Regions from separate parts of the Homo sapiens genome. Here all the other regions are linked to region 4. Evidence: chromatin contacts called from ENCODE Hi-C or POLR2A ChIA-PET data. All regions are on one chromosome and are shown on one strand. Each heading gives the region's core, a stretch centred on a gene start or an enhancer-like site at or near the end of the contact. The rest is flanking DNA. Distances are from core to core; before and after follow the strand shown. Region 1 overlaps EBF1 (EBF transcription factor 1). Region 2 has its middle 140 kb from the start of LINC02227. Region 3 overlaps EBF1 (EBF transcription factor 1). Region 4 overlaps EBF1 (EBF transcription factor 1).

Evidence for each region. A loop is a pair of places that touch in the nucleus more often than their neighbours do. ChIA-PET counts read pairs that join two places held with the same protein, here RNA polymerase II (POLR2A). Pooled maps may share reads with other maps.
Region 1: a loop to region 4 is called in a map of B cell, with 2.6 times the contacts of the local background. The contact joins two enhancer-like sites. A Hi-C loop is called at or near these places in 1 of 168 maps with a recorded cell type or tissue (B cell), 9 of 37 single-sample maps with no recorded cell type and 4 of 50 pooled maps. POLR2A ChIA-PET finds 5 or more read pairs at or near these places in 2 of 52 experiments (both WTC11).
Region 2: a loop to region 4 is called in a map with no recorded cell type, with 4 times the contacts of the local background. The contact joins two enhancer-like sites. A Hi-C loop is called at or near these places in 2 of 37 single-sample maps with no recorded cell type and 3 of 50 pooled maps. POLR2A ChIA-PET finds 5 or more read pairs at or near these places in 2 of 52 experiments (OCI-LY7 and activated B cell).
Region 3: a loop to region 4 is called in a map of heart right ventricle, with 3 times the contacts of the local background. The contact joins two enhancer-like sites. A Hi-C loop is called at or near these places in 1 of 168 maps with a recorded cell type or tissue (heart right ventricle) and 3 of 50 pooled maps. POLR2A ChIA-PET finds 5 or more read pairs at or near these places in 2 of 52 experiments (AG04449 and activated CD4-positive, alpha-beta T cell).

The regions. Positions count from the first base shown.
Region 1 is chr5:158,751,082-158,753,969 of GRCh38, reverse strand. All of the region lies in intron 10 of EBF1 (EBF transcription factor 1), which reads left to right. Among named protein-coding and RNA genes, the nearest start is that of LINC02227, 340 kb to the right of the region's middle. RefSeq lists a silencer at 1,404-1,523. Within about 2 kb of position 1,474, at least 2 of the 41 ENCODE cell types and tissues checked have a DNase peak (open chromatin) inside an H3K27ac peak, as active enhancers do; they include B cell, where a contact is called at or near this core.
Region 2 is chr5:158,552,796-158,555,517 of GRCh38, reverse strand. No RefSeq gene overlaps it. Among named protein-coding and RNA genes, the nearest start is that of LINC02227, 140 kb to the right of the region's middle. Within about 2 kb of position 1,441, at least 7 of the 41 ENCODE cell types and tissues checked have a DNase peak (open chromatin) inside an H3K27ac peak, as active enhancers do.
Region 3 is chr5:158,726,578-158,729,465 of GRCh38, reverse strand. All of the region lies in intron 11 of EBF1 (EBF transcription factor 1), which reads left to right. Among named protein-coding and RNA genes, the nearest start is that of LINC02227, 320 kb to the right of the region's middle. Within about 2 kb of position 1,270, at least 8 of the 41 ENCODE cell types and tissues checked have a DNase peak (open chromatin) inside an H3K27ac peak, as active enhancers do; they include heart right ventricle, where a contact is called at or near this core.
Region 4 is chr5:159,050,248-159,053,205 of GRCh38, reverse strand. The region is part of intron 6 of EBF1 (EBF transcription factor 1); the gene reads left to right. Among named protein-coding and RNA genes, the nearest start is that of EBF1, 48 kb to the left of the region's middle. Within about 2 kb of position 1,670, at least 23 of the 41 ENCODE cell types and tissues checked have a DNase peak (open chromatin) inside an H3K27ac peak, as active enhancers do; they include B cell and heart right ventricle, where a contact is called at or near this core.

The DNA of each region.
Region 1 (2,888 bases), core at 225-2,724, 300 kb after region 4:
ATATTTTAGCCAGAAAAAAAAAATCTAGGGCTACAACATTTTACCAGGGACTCATGTTAACATTTGGTCTACAACAACTTTGTTTATAGAATACTCATGCAGGTAAGTTTTGTGGTCGTCACAATCTGTCTGAAAGTAAACATTTTTGGAAGTAGAAATTTGAGAAAGCTATGGTGGTGCTATTTAGTAACATAGGCCATGGAGAATTTGGTCAATGAAGATCAACAACTTTGATGAAATAGTTTTTGCCTGAATAATGAATAATTTATTTTGCCTAACAGTCTACATTGCTAAAAAGGTGAAAGCAGTGGTCAATTTAATGAAGAAAAGTGCATTCACTCAAAGTTTTTGGCAGAAAGGAGAAAAAATATCTGGTTGATTGATTTCCTTATTTGCTTTCCAGCTGGTGGTTTTGGTGTGGTCGAGACACTTCATGGGGTTCCTGCCTTTAGTTATGCTAGTTGTAGCAGACCACTACCTTGAATCAAGAAAGCATGTTGGTCTAACTCTAAGATTATAGCCAGAACCCATCAGAGGGCTAGAATTTCTTTCCACTAAAAGTTCCTTTATAAATTCTTGTGTTTTGTTGTGTTTCTAGGTATATGTTTAAATGGTTTCAAAATTGATTGCTTTTAATAGTTCTTTTGTTGTTGCTGACAGTTGTGGAGAGAGTAAGATGGAGATACACAAAGCCTTTTCTTATTAACAGATTTCCTGTTATACATGTATTAAGATTGTCGGCTTCTACTCCGGTATCCTTTCCTTCTAGCTTGCTTCACCAGAGGGAGAAAGACTAGCTCAATTATATTATCCTGTTAGATTGCTTAAATCATGTTTAGATAAAAAAAAATTACTTTCTGCTTTCTTACTATAGTTCATGATTTCCATTTTGTAAGGCATCTTTTCTAAATTTTGTGCTTTATTATTTTTGCGGTGTTGAGCGAGCGAAAACAAACTCTAGTTCATAATTCACTTTAAAGAACATACCCTTTCTTTCTATTTTCTTGTTAAAACCAAATTGTGTGCAATTTGTAGGAAATTGAAACCACATTTTTCACTTAACTTTCCAAAATTAAAATTTATGGGGAAAAAGAAGCAATAAAACAGTTACAATCTGGTCATCTATAATTATCTGTGTGGTGTGAGCAGTTCCACATTTGAAAAATGTGACACGGATAACTTATCAAGATTTTACAACCGTGGGACATTTCACTTCTTATTTGCTGCATTGGAGCCAAGATCTCCACAAAATGCTGAAAGTTACCACTGTCAGTTTGAAAGTTACATGTGTGAAGAGGAGCTTTGAAATGTATAGAAAACAATGGACAGTATCTAAAAACAGTTGTTTTCCTCCCTCACTCAGTAACGAAATGTATTACAGTAAAAATTTGCCATTGTAGACTGTTCTTATTTCCAGTATTGTTCTTGATTTCAGTTACTTTAACATTCTCTTGTCACGCTCTACTGGGTAGGAGAAAACCACAGAACTAGTGAGATGAACCGTCTATTTCTGTTTATTGGTGCTGCCATTGCTGTCTTGGTATCTCCATTTCTAAAGCTTTCTGCATCTTTATAGATTTCCTAAGAAATGGATCCTTGAAGATATTCAAGTCCTAAGCTGTGCTTTTTTTTTTTTTTTTTTGGAATAAATACTTTTTCCCCTTTTAATCTTGCCATCTAATTGTTTCTAAGTTATAATAGTAAAAAGTTTTAGATTCTAAGAAATTTGATACTTCAATCCTAGTTCTTAATAGAGGGAAAGTTCATTTAACAATGGCTCCTTTGTGGAAATATAATCATATTTAGACAACTTGATGCAGCTGTGGTGAAGTCATTCATTTGTGTTTTCATTCAGTAAACTTTTATTGAGTATCTATTTAGTTTCACATCTTCTGTTAGAATCTAAATATAGAGTGGGGAACAAAACACTACAAATAGTACTGCACATAGTAATTATTCCCTTGAACCTTAGCATCATCAACATCATTCTAGATAAAAATGTATGGATGGACAGATCTTTGGCAGTATAAAAAAACCATCTAAAACCACTACAATCCTGAGTCTCGACTTAAGCTCAACTGAAATTGCACCCTTGCCTCAGCAACTTACAAATGCTCAAATGTTTTATAAATATTTTGGCCATGTCCATTTCTTTATTTGTAAGTTGATTCTGATCAATATTATCAGAATTTTAAAGATGTATTCATTTAATGGATAAGTACTTATTGTATAACGTAGTCTTCTAAGTGTTTTACAAATATTTAGCCCATTGAATCCCTGAACATCTCTATAGGGAAGGCACTTGACTGTCCTGATTCAACAGGTAAGGAGACTGAGACATAGATTAAGCATTTGCCAGAGTTACTCAAGTGGAGGAACCTGGCCAGACCGTCTGACTCCAGAATTCATCCTCTTAACTGTTCCACTGTACTCTTTCCTCAGTACTTTGGTATTTCTATAACTACGTATGTCTTTTAAAAGTGTGATGATCCCTGAGTGTATGACGCTTGGACACATCTGGTAGGATTCTGCAGACAGCTTACTCTGCCTGTAAGTGGAGAGGTTCCAAAGAGGCATCAGTAAAGGAGTCCCTGGCATGTGATGGCCCTCAGGTCATTATGAGCCAGGGGCAAACGCAACATGTGTCCTACCTTCCATTCATTCTAAGTTGTTCATTCGCCCGTCTCTCTAATACGTGCTTAGATATAAAAATAATATGTGCTAATTTAGAAAATTTAGAGAAAAACAGGATAGAATTTAAGGAGTTCAAATCATCCAATAGCCATCACCCAGAGTTGACCACTAAAAAGATTTTTGTATATTTCTTTCATATTTTTCTATACATAACAAATATATATGAACATTTTCTTCGTATTTGTGGTTATACT
Region 2 (2,722 bases), core at 192-2,691, 500 kb after region 4:
GAGGGCATTTTGAAGACTGGCTGACACAGTGCCTTAGTAAGAGTTTTGGGGATATAGCCATGAGCTAAAGGGCCATCTAACTTATAGTCTAAGAGGAGAGACAGACATATATAAAATCATTATGTACCTAAATACATACCAACCAACTAGGCTAAGACAATGAAGAAAAGGTACAGTATGTATGAGAGACATTTAGCAGGAGACCTTAGGAGGAAGTGGAAGGGACAGGGATGCATTTGTGAGGAAGTTACATTTCAGTTGAAACTCAAAGCATGAGTGGTAGTTAACATTAGTTAAAATTATGGTGGTTGCCTCAACATGTTAAACATAGTTTCCTTATCACCTAGCAGTTCTATCTTTAGGTATAAACCCAAGATAAATAAACACATACATCCATACAAAAGCTTGTACATGAATGCCCATAGCGGCATTGTTCATAATAGTCAAAAAATGAAAGTAACTCAAATGTCCATCAACTTGTGAATGGATAAACTAAATGTGGTATATCCATACAATAGGATATTACGTGATGACTAAGAAAAAAACACTGATCCACGGTACAACATGGATGAACCTTGAAAACATTATGATAAGTAAAAGAAGTCATAAACAAAATACGACATATTGGATAATCCTATTTGTTTGAATGTCTGCAATAGGAGACAGAAGAGAGATGCAAAGTAGATTAATGATTTCCTAGGGTTGAGGGAAAATGGAAAGTGAAAGCTTATAGGTAAAAGGGTTTTTTAAAGGGTGATAAAAACGTTTTGAAATAGATGTAATGATGCTTGCACCACTCTATGAATATGCTTGAAACCACTGAATAGTCCACTTTAAGTGGGTGAATTGTGTGTATGTGAATTTTTTTCTTAATAATGAGGTTATAAAAGAGGATGGCTGGAAAAGCTTTGCAGCAGAAGGAACAACTTGAAGTGGAAGAGAATATGGTGTGCAGGAGAAATGGAAAGAAAGTCAATGTGTCTGCAGCACAGAGTAGAGGAGAGAAGTAGTGTTACATGAGGTGGAAACCAGACCCTGCAGGCTTTAGTGACCCAATCAAGGAAGCTGCTCTTAATCGTGAGGGCTATGAGAAGCCACTGAAGGTTTTTAAGCATGAATTTGCCAGATCATATTTGAGGTTTTCAAATTTAATATCATAAATGCCCTATAAAATAAAGCTAATATTTATATCATGAGGTGATTAACGGAGCAGGCAGAATAGTGAAAATCGTATTTTTTATCATTTTCCCTAGAGGAGTGCAGACACTGGAGTTTTGAGATTGTGCTTGAACCGTTAATCGTTAGAAGCAGCATACTTGGTTCACATGCTTTTCATCCACCCTCTGGTGTCCTACATGACTTCATATTGCTCAATGAGGGGACAGGCTAGATGTGGCCACCCTCAGGTGCTGGCCCCATGTTCTCATGTTGCACAGTTTTTGGGATTCTGGGCTTCACCGAGCTCTTTATCCTTGTCCAGATGGCAGAGCAGAGGAAATATCTGGTAAAATGTTAATTCCACCTCATTTAATGCAGCTTACATAGGTGTGGTGTAGTCGAGGCCTCTACAGGAAAAGCTGATTTCAAGTTCTGGCACAAGGATTAGCTGATTCACAAAAGATGTGAGTCTCCGTTTCTTCCCTGCACATCTGTCCTGTCTGCTTTTAATTTGGAAGCACCAGTTTTAATTTAGCGGCAGGACTGTAAACTCCATTTCTGTGAATACAGAATGACATACTTTGTGGAACGGGGGCCTCTGGCCAAGATCTGACTCCTAAGTAATTGATGGCTAGTGACTGGCTGAGAAATGCTCAAATGCAAACACTTCCCATGGCAAAAACCCTGTCGTATCAGCTGGATTACAAACGAGCCTTGCTGGGCTGCTGCCCATTGAAATATAGGCCATGTCTTTAACCACAGTCTCCAAAACCTGGAGGGAGCCTCCAGTTCATTCTAAACATCGATGATCTTTCCAGTCCACAGGTTTCCTTTGTCCTCAGACTTTGTCTGGAGCCTGTGGCCCAATGCACAGATTTCTTCATATTTGGAAGCCAACCATATCGGGAAGGAGGCTTCAGCATTAAGGGTTGTTTTGTTCTGGTGAAAAGGACACTCTTTTCATCACATTTAAAAACCAATTTTTTAAAATCTCACTCATATCCAATATTTTGTGTGTGTGAGAGAGAAAACACAGGCCTAAAGTTACATCACCCTTGTGGTTTGAGAAATCTTTTTCACAATATGTAGACTGTTTTTGGGGCTGGGATTTTTGGAGAAGGGGGAAAAATAGTGGGGCAAGAAGGACAGAGATATGAGACAGAAAATTAAGTCTTTCTGTAAACAAGAAAGAATGGATAAGCAAAGGGAATAAAATGGACAAAACTTCCATGAGTCTGACATCTTCTAGATACAGAGATAGCCGATACAAAATCCCATGATGCCTTTAAAAAATTAATTTAAGTCCACCAGTCTTACATCACCATTGAATCCCTATCACCTGTCATGGTGCCTAGCATATAGTAAGTTTTGATACATATTTTTAAATACATGAATGAGGAAATAAGTAATTATTGCATGCTTACCGTATGCCCAGCACTGCTGTACTCAAAGGGCATGGGAAACATAACTAATGCCACAGGGAAACTTATGGGGAGTCCAGTGTAGAATAATGGTAGGAGGCACAGAGCCCGGAGTTAGCTAGTCCTGGATCTGGGTTTGAGCC
Region 3 (2,888 bases), core at 21-2,520, 320 kb after region 4:
TGACTAATGGTAGGTGCCTTAGCTGTCTTCGTGCTAGAACAAAGGCAGGGGTACAATGCCAGATTCTTCCCATTGTTCCCAGTGAGGAACATTTGGGCACTGTATTCACTTTATATTTAGCACTTGCTTTACCATTTGATCTCTAGAGTCCACTGGAGGTATTGAGGAGAGTCAGGTTGGACAAAGTGGAATTCAGACATTGGCCACTTGCTAGCTATGCAACCTAGGTCAAAATTGTTTACCTCTCTGTGCCTCAATGTCCTCATCCACTAAATGTGGATGGTGCTATGTTGTACCTTTTCGAGTTTTATTACAATGACTTATTTAGCAGCCAACAAAAGGTAGCTATGATGATTTGCCAGTTGAGTGAGAATGGGACCCTTGCTTCTGAGAGCTCTTCCACCCAATCTCTGCAGAGCAGGAAATCCTAATCCTGGTGAGCAGTTGAACATGTGATTTCTCCTCTGTGCCTCAGTTTCTTCATTGATAAAATGGGGATAATTAATCATGCTAACTCATAGGGGATCATGTAAGGATAAAGAGGTCATCTCATGGGTGCCCTTGGCATAGCATCTGGCCCATAGTTGCCACTTTAAAAATACTTATCGAGCAGTGGCTCATGCTGGTAATCCCAGCAATTTGGGAAGCAGAGGTGGGAGAATTGCTTAAGGCCAGGAATTGGATACTAGCCTGGGTACCATCACAAAACCCTATCTCTACAAACTAAAAAAAACGTTAGCTAGGCATGGTGGTGTGTGCACGTAGTCCAAGCTACTTGGGAGGCTGAGGTGGAAGGGCTGCTTAAGCCTAGGTGGTCAAGGCTGCAGTGAGACATACCTACCATTGCACTCCAGCCTGGGTGACAGAGCCAGAAGACCCTGTCTCAAAGAAAAATAGAAGACAAATCTGGTTTAATGGTTGAGGTCTACGGAAACCAGACAGTTCTTTTTCTTATAAGAAAGGAAAGGAGAGAAATGGGAATCTAGGGTTGAGTTTTGTGTACTTACTTTTGAAAACACTTTTATGGTTGCATGTTATGTTCAGAAATGTTGAACAAATAGCATAGGCACGTGTCACTTTGTCCCTGATGGTAAAATTCCCAACCCTTTTTTCCTGGGTTTGGAAAGAGTAATCAAGGACACAATGGATTTGTGTGTTAAGGAAACACTCCACGGCTTGCATCTAGCCACTTGATCGTGCAAGGGCTGGCCGGAGCCCACCCCAGGAAGCTCTCAGTGTGACTCAGAGCCGAGTGGCTGTCCTCTTGGCTTTGAATGTTAAAGTGGAGCGAGAGTTCAAGGGCAGGGTCAGGAAGTGGCGGATGGAGCCAGCACAAGGTATTCCTGTGGACTTGGGAGATTTATACTCCTGCTGTCCATTGTTAGGGAGATAAAAATGGGCTGCGCCTTTCTTAGGATCATGGTCAGTGTTTGTCAAACAGGAGTGTTTCAGTGAGCTATGGACCACACACCTTAAAAAACAAACTCCTCTTTATTAAACCCATGTGTTTGTGAATAGACAAAGCTAGATTCATACAACCACCCACACATTCTGTCAAATGAAACTGCTCCAAAGACCAAGCAGACAGCTTTCCATAATAATATGCCTTTGTATACAGGCATGTGCTTTTTCAAAAAAACTTGGACGTGCTTTGTTTTATTGGAGTCCCTCCTGCGAGAGAGGCTGGGCAGCAGACATCTTTACCATTTACCAAATAGGAAAACGGGAGCAAGCGGAATCCTGCTCTGTAAATTATTTTGTCCCTGAAAGTCACCATCAGTGATAGTTGCTGTACACACAAATTTAAAATACTGTGATTATGCTAACCCCAGATGTTTTTTGGTTTCCTTTTTCATATACACAGGGAGAAAAGGGCAGGCTAAGGTTTTTAAATCACAGCATTCTGTTCTGTTTCATACAGTTTCGCCTTTCTCTCTGGATCCTGGCAGGAAGGGGAGGAACATGTGACCAACTTTGAGGTCAAGGTTGACTTTTCTTATAATTTAGAGGTGGAGGGGATGGGGAACATGGTCGATCAGAAATTCTGAGATGCTGATGGCCGCAGTGATGCAATCCAGACACATTGGGCAAGGAGCGCTCTCTGTGTTCAAGGTCAGAAATGTCTCCGCCCCCTTGCAGTTTGTTAGTTGCCTTCGTGAGTGGTCAGTGAGCCTTAGCCCTAAGGCAGTGAGTGAGAGTGAGCCCTGAGCTTAGCTGGCGTCAGGCGTGTCAGCTGTGAATCCTAGGAAGCAAGGAATGTTTACTTCATGCCTACTGTGAGCCCAGCACTGCATTATTAAGGTTTTCGAAGATCATAGAGGCCAAGAGAGTGGGCTCTCAAGTCAGAAGGATGTGCGTTTTGGAAACATGATCCCCTACTTGGTACACATGACTCAACCTCCCATGCTTCAGGTTTCTCCTCTGTAAAGCAGCTGCCTCACGGCATTGTTGTCAGGTGTTAATGAGATAATTTATGCCAAGAGGCATCCCTGGCATCTAGCAAGACTCCAGTAAATGGGGGCCACTAATCCCTGCACTGTGGGTGTTCCCCATTTTACAGATGAGAAGTTAGAGTCCCCAGAGATCTGAGTGACTTGCTACGACATCACAGCTAGCACGCGGGAAAACTACCATTCATTCAAACTCAGGCCCTCAGGGTCGGTAGCCTCACTGCCGTCACTATGTTGAGTTCCCACTTCTCCTGCCTTGAGGTGTCTCCTCTGCAGACACCTGACACCTGGCCCCCATCCTTATGTAGATTCTCACCAGCTTTCTCTCATTTCCCTACTGAGAAGGCTTGGCCTGGGGACCTTCTCAGGGCCAATGTCTTTTCTCCAAGAGCCAGCCCCTCTTTTAGAGAAAATAAAGCAGTTTGGGAAAAGTAACAA
Region 4 (2,958 bases), core at 421-2,920:
CCAACGTCAACATAGCTATTAAGTGGTGGAGCTGGGATGCCAACCTTGCAGTGTCTGACCCCAAAGATCAGGGTTTTAATCATAACACTATTCTGCCTCTATTTAAAAACTAACATTTCCATTTTCTAAGCGCAGCCCTTAATATATTCATTTAGGCAAATTTCCATCCTTTGCTGGCGTAATCGCTATTCCTTTTGTTGGTCATTGCTCCCCTGGGCTTCCTTCAAACATGGTCAGAGGTGCCCCAGACTTTTTAAAGATGGAAGAAAGGCCACATGGCCCTGCATAATTTGACCGAGACAGCTGTGCAGTTGGTTGTCTCATTTAAATTACAACCACAAAAAAGATGTGCCAGGCTTCATTGACACAAAGCTAAGGGCAGGAACACGGAACCGTTTCCTGAACCTGCCCTGGGTTCCTGCCAAAGGTAAGCAGCCACGCTCAGCAGGGTCTCACGGACCACTGAGGAGGCAGTGAGCTTCACTAAAACAATTATCCCTCCCCAGGGCTCTGCCGAAGGTTTGCAGCTCCAAATTCTCATGGTAAAGGATCCGTCCAGTCTCTGAATTCCAGCTTAGAATGGCTGACCTAGGCAGGACAATTCCTCTGAGAGCGAGGGAGAAAAAACAAAAGTGTGGGATTTAAAAGGCTGGTATTGCAAAGGATCATCTTGACAGGCTGTGGCTCAGATTTAGAGAAACCCCGAACTGATTTGCAGAGGACTGAACACCAAACCTTGTAACCACAGAGCAGACTTCGGGGAGGTAGTCATAGGACCTGACAAGCAATCTTTTAATACAGAATCTGGTACAAAGATCCATGTGTGTATTTTTGCTGTGGTTTTTTTTTTTTTTCTATATCTTTTGGAATGGAGTCTAATCGTCCAAAGGATAGTTTTCACGTGTAGTGTTTTTCTCTTTGATTTGAGATAGGAGGTTTTCTGTGGCTGCTAAGCAATACACATATACCTACGTGGCATACAATGTCTTTTTTTTTTGGTGGAATTCTTAGCATGCATATTTTTCTCAGCTAAATGATTTTTAACAGCAGTTATTTAGTTCCTATTGCACCTTTCCAAAATTGCGTTCATGGTAGATACTTCTCAAATAAGGTTTAGTTTTATTAAAATTCTTACGTCTTTCTGAAACAAATATACTAAATCTTCCAGAAGAGCCCATAATAATAATAATTTTTTTGCGTGTGTCTTATGAGCCTGTGCGTATGTGTGCACCACGCAGATTTGTGTACACATTTGTATGTAATACTGTTACAACTATAAATGGCAAAAGAACGTATTTTAAGCCTCTTGGGGTTTCAACAAATTGTGATAAAAGGGTGGTGGTGGCCGAGATGACTTTCTCCCACTCTATTAAGAAAAAGTGCAAAATGAATGAGGGCAAACTGCTGGCTGCGATTGTGATTGTGCACAACTGCAAAGCGGGATCGGCTGGGATGGAGGCCACGGAGCAGGAACACCCCGTGTCTTGCCCCCCCTTCTGAATGCCTCTCAGTAGTGGCATTGTGGGGACTCATGAATTACTTCTTACAGTCGGGGCTCCTTGCTATAAATCCAGCCCTGGTGCCGAGCGCACTGTGGGCAGCGGAGCACCGAGCCGGGCCGGCGGTGTTTGTGTTGTTGTTAGCGACACGTAGCGAGTTCCTCCTAAGCGGAAAGGCCCCGGCTCCAGTTTGTCGCCAGCGAAAGCCGAAACACGAGTCGCACATGTGGAGCGGGAGCCGTCAGCCGCCGGGCGGCGGGGTGGGGGGGTGGGGGGCTGCGGGAGCGGGGGGGAGGGGGAGGGAATGCGGCCCGAGGCGGGGCCTAGCGCTCACCGGGGGATTTGTTTGGGGGGCTGGGGAGGGGAGAGAGGGGACAGGGTGGGAGCAAAGAAAGTAGCCCAAGGGGAACCAGGAAAAGGATGCCTTGACCTCTAAATGTTGTGCCCTCCCCGTGACATCTCACTACTTGTGAGAATATTTGAGAATTAAAATAAAAAAAAAAGGAACCCTTTGTGGTGCGGCTTCAAAATGGTTTTCCTTCCCAGGATATCCTGTGCCTGTCTTTGGGTGAGTTTTTCATAGGTTACTTGGTTAGGAGACTTCTCCTATCCCTTTAAGAGGTAAAAACATAAAAAACAAATGTAAATGTAGGGACTTTAACACTTCCCCCCTTCCTAACATTCGTATAATTGCTGTTAAGCCACACTGAAAACCCTGGGGCCTGGTGTTCACCAGGGTAAAGTTACATTTCACAAGCAGAAAATTGACTCACCACTTAGGAAAATTGGCTACCAATTATGTGTCAAAGGCTCTAAAGTCAGACCTGAGGTTTTCTTTTTGCCAGAATGGGGAATTAAAAAGAGCACAGGCACCCAGCTTTGTACCCACTACTCCCTCCGGGAGCAATTCTTGCTTGCCGCTGGGTTTCTTCTGAGTTTGCTTCTAAGCCTTGGCGGGGAAGGAGGGCTCCTGGCTGAACCCAGCCAGACTGGCTAGCAGGATGAACGGAGGCAGGAGTCAGTCAACCCTTATAAGGGAGTTCATGCACAAGTATGTTACAAACATGCTTATGGCCTGTGTGCAGAAAGTAACTGGTGGCCTAGCACAGTTGACCAAAGTTCTGAGAGCTATGACTGAGACTCAGGGGCCCAGGGGAGCTGGAGAAAGGAGGGGCTTCTGAAGGCCAAGTCACTAAAGTCAAGGGACATCTGCTGTCTCTGGTGACATGTTTATCACACCCACACCACGTACATTGTCCTGGAAATTTATTGTTGTCTCCTCTTGTAGGAGAAGCCACCTGGGCAGGAGGGGAGACAGTCCCTTGTGGGAGGACTGATGGTCCTGGTGGGGAAGCATGGAGGGGTAGAAGTCAAGAGAGAACAAGAGGAAGAGACAGACAGGGATACAGAGTCATAGATACAGGGGCAGAGGAAGAGCAATGCAGAGAGGGAGAGGGAG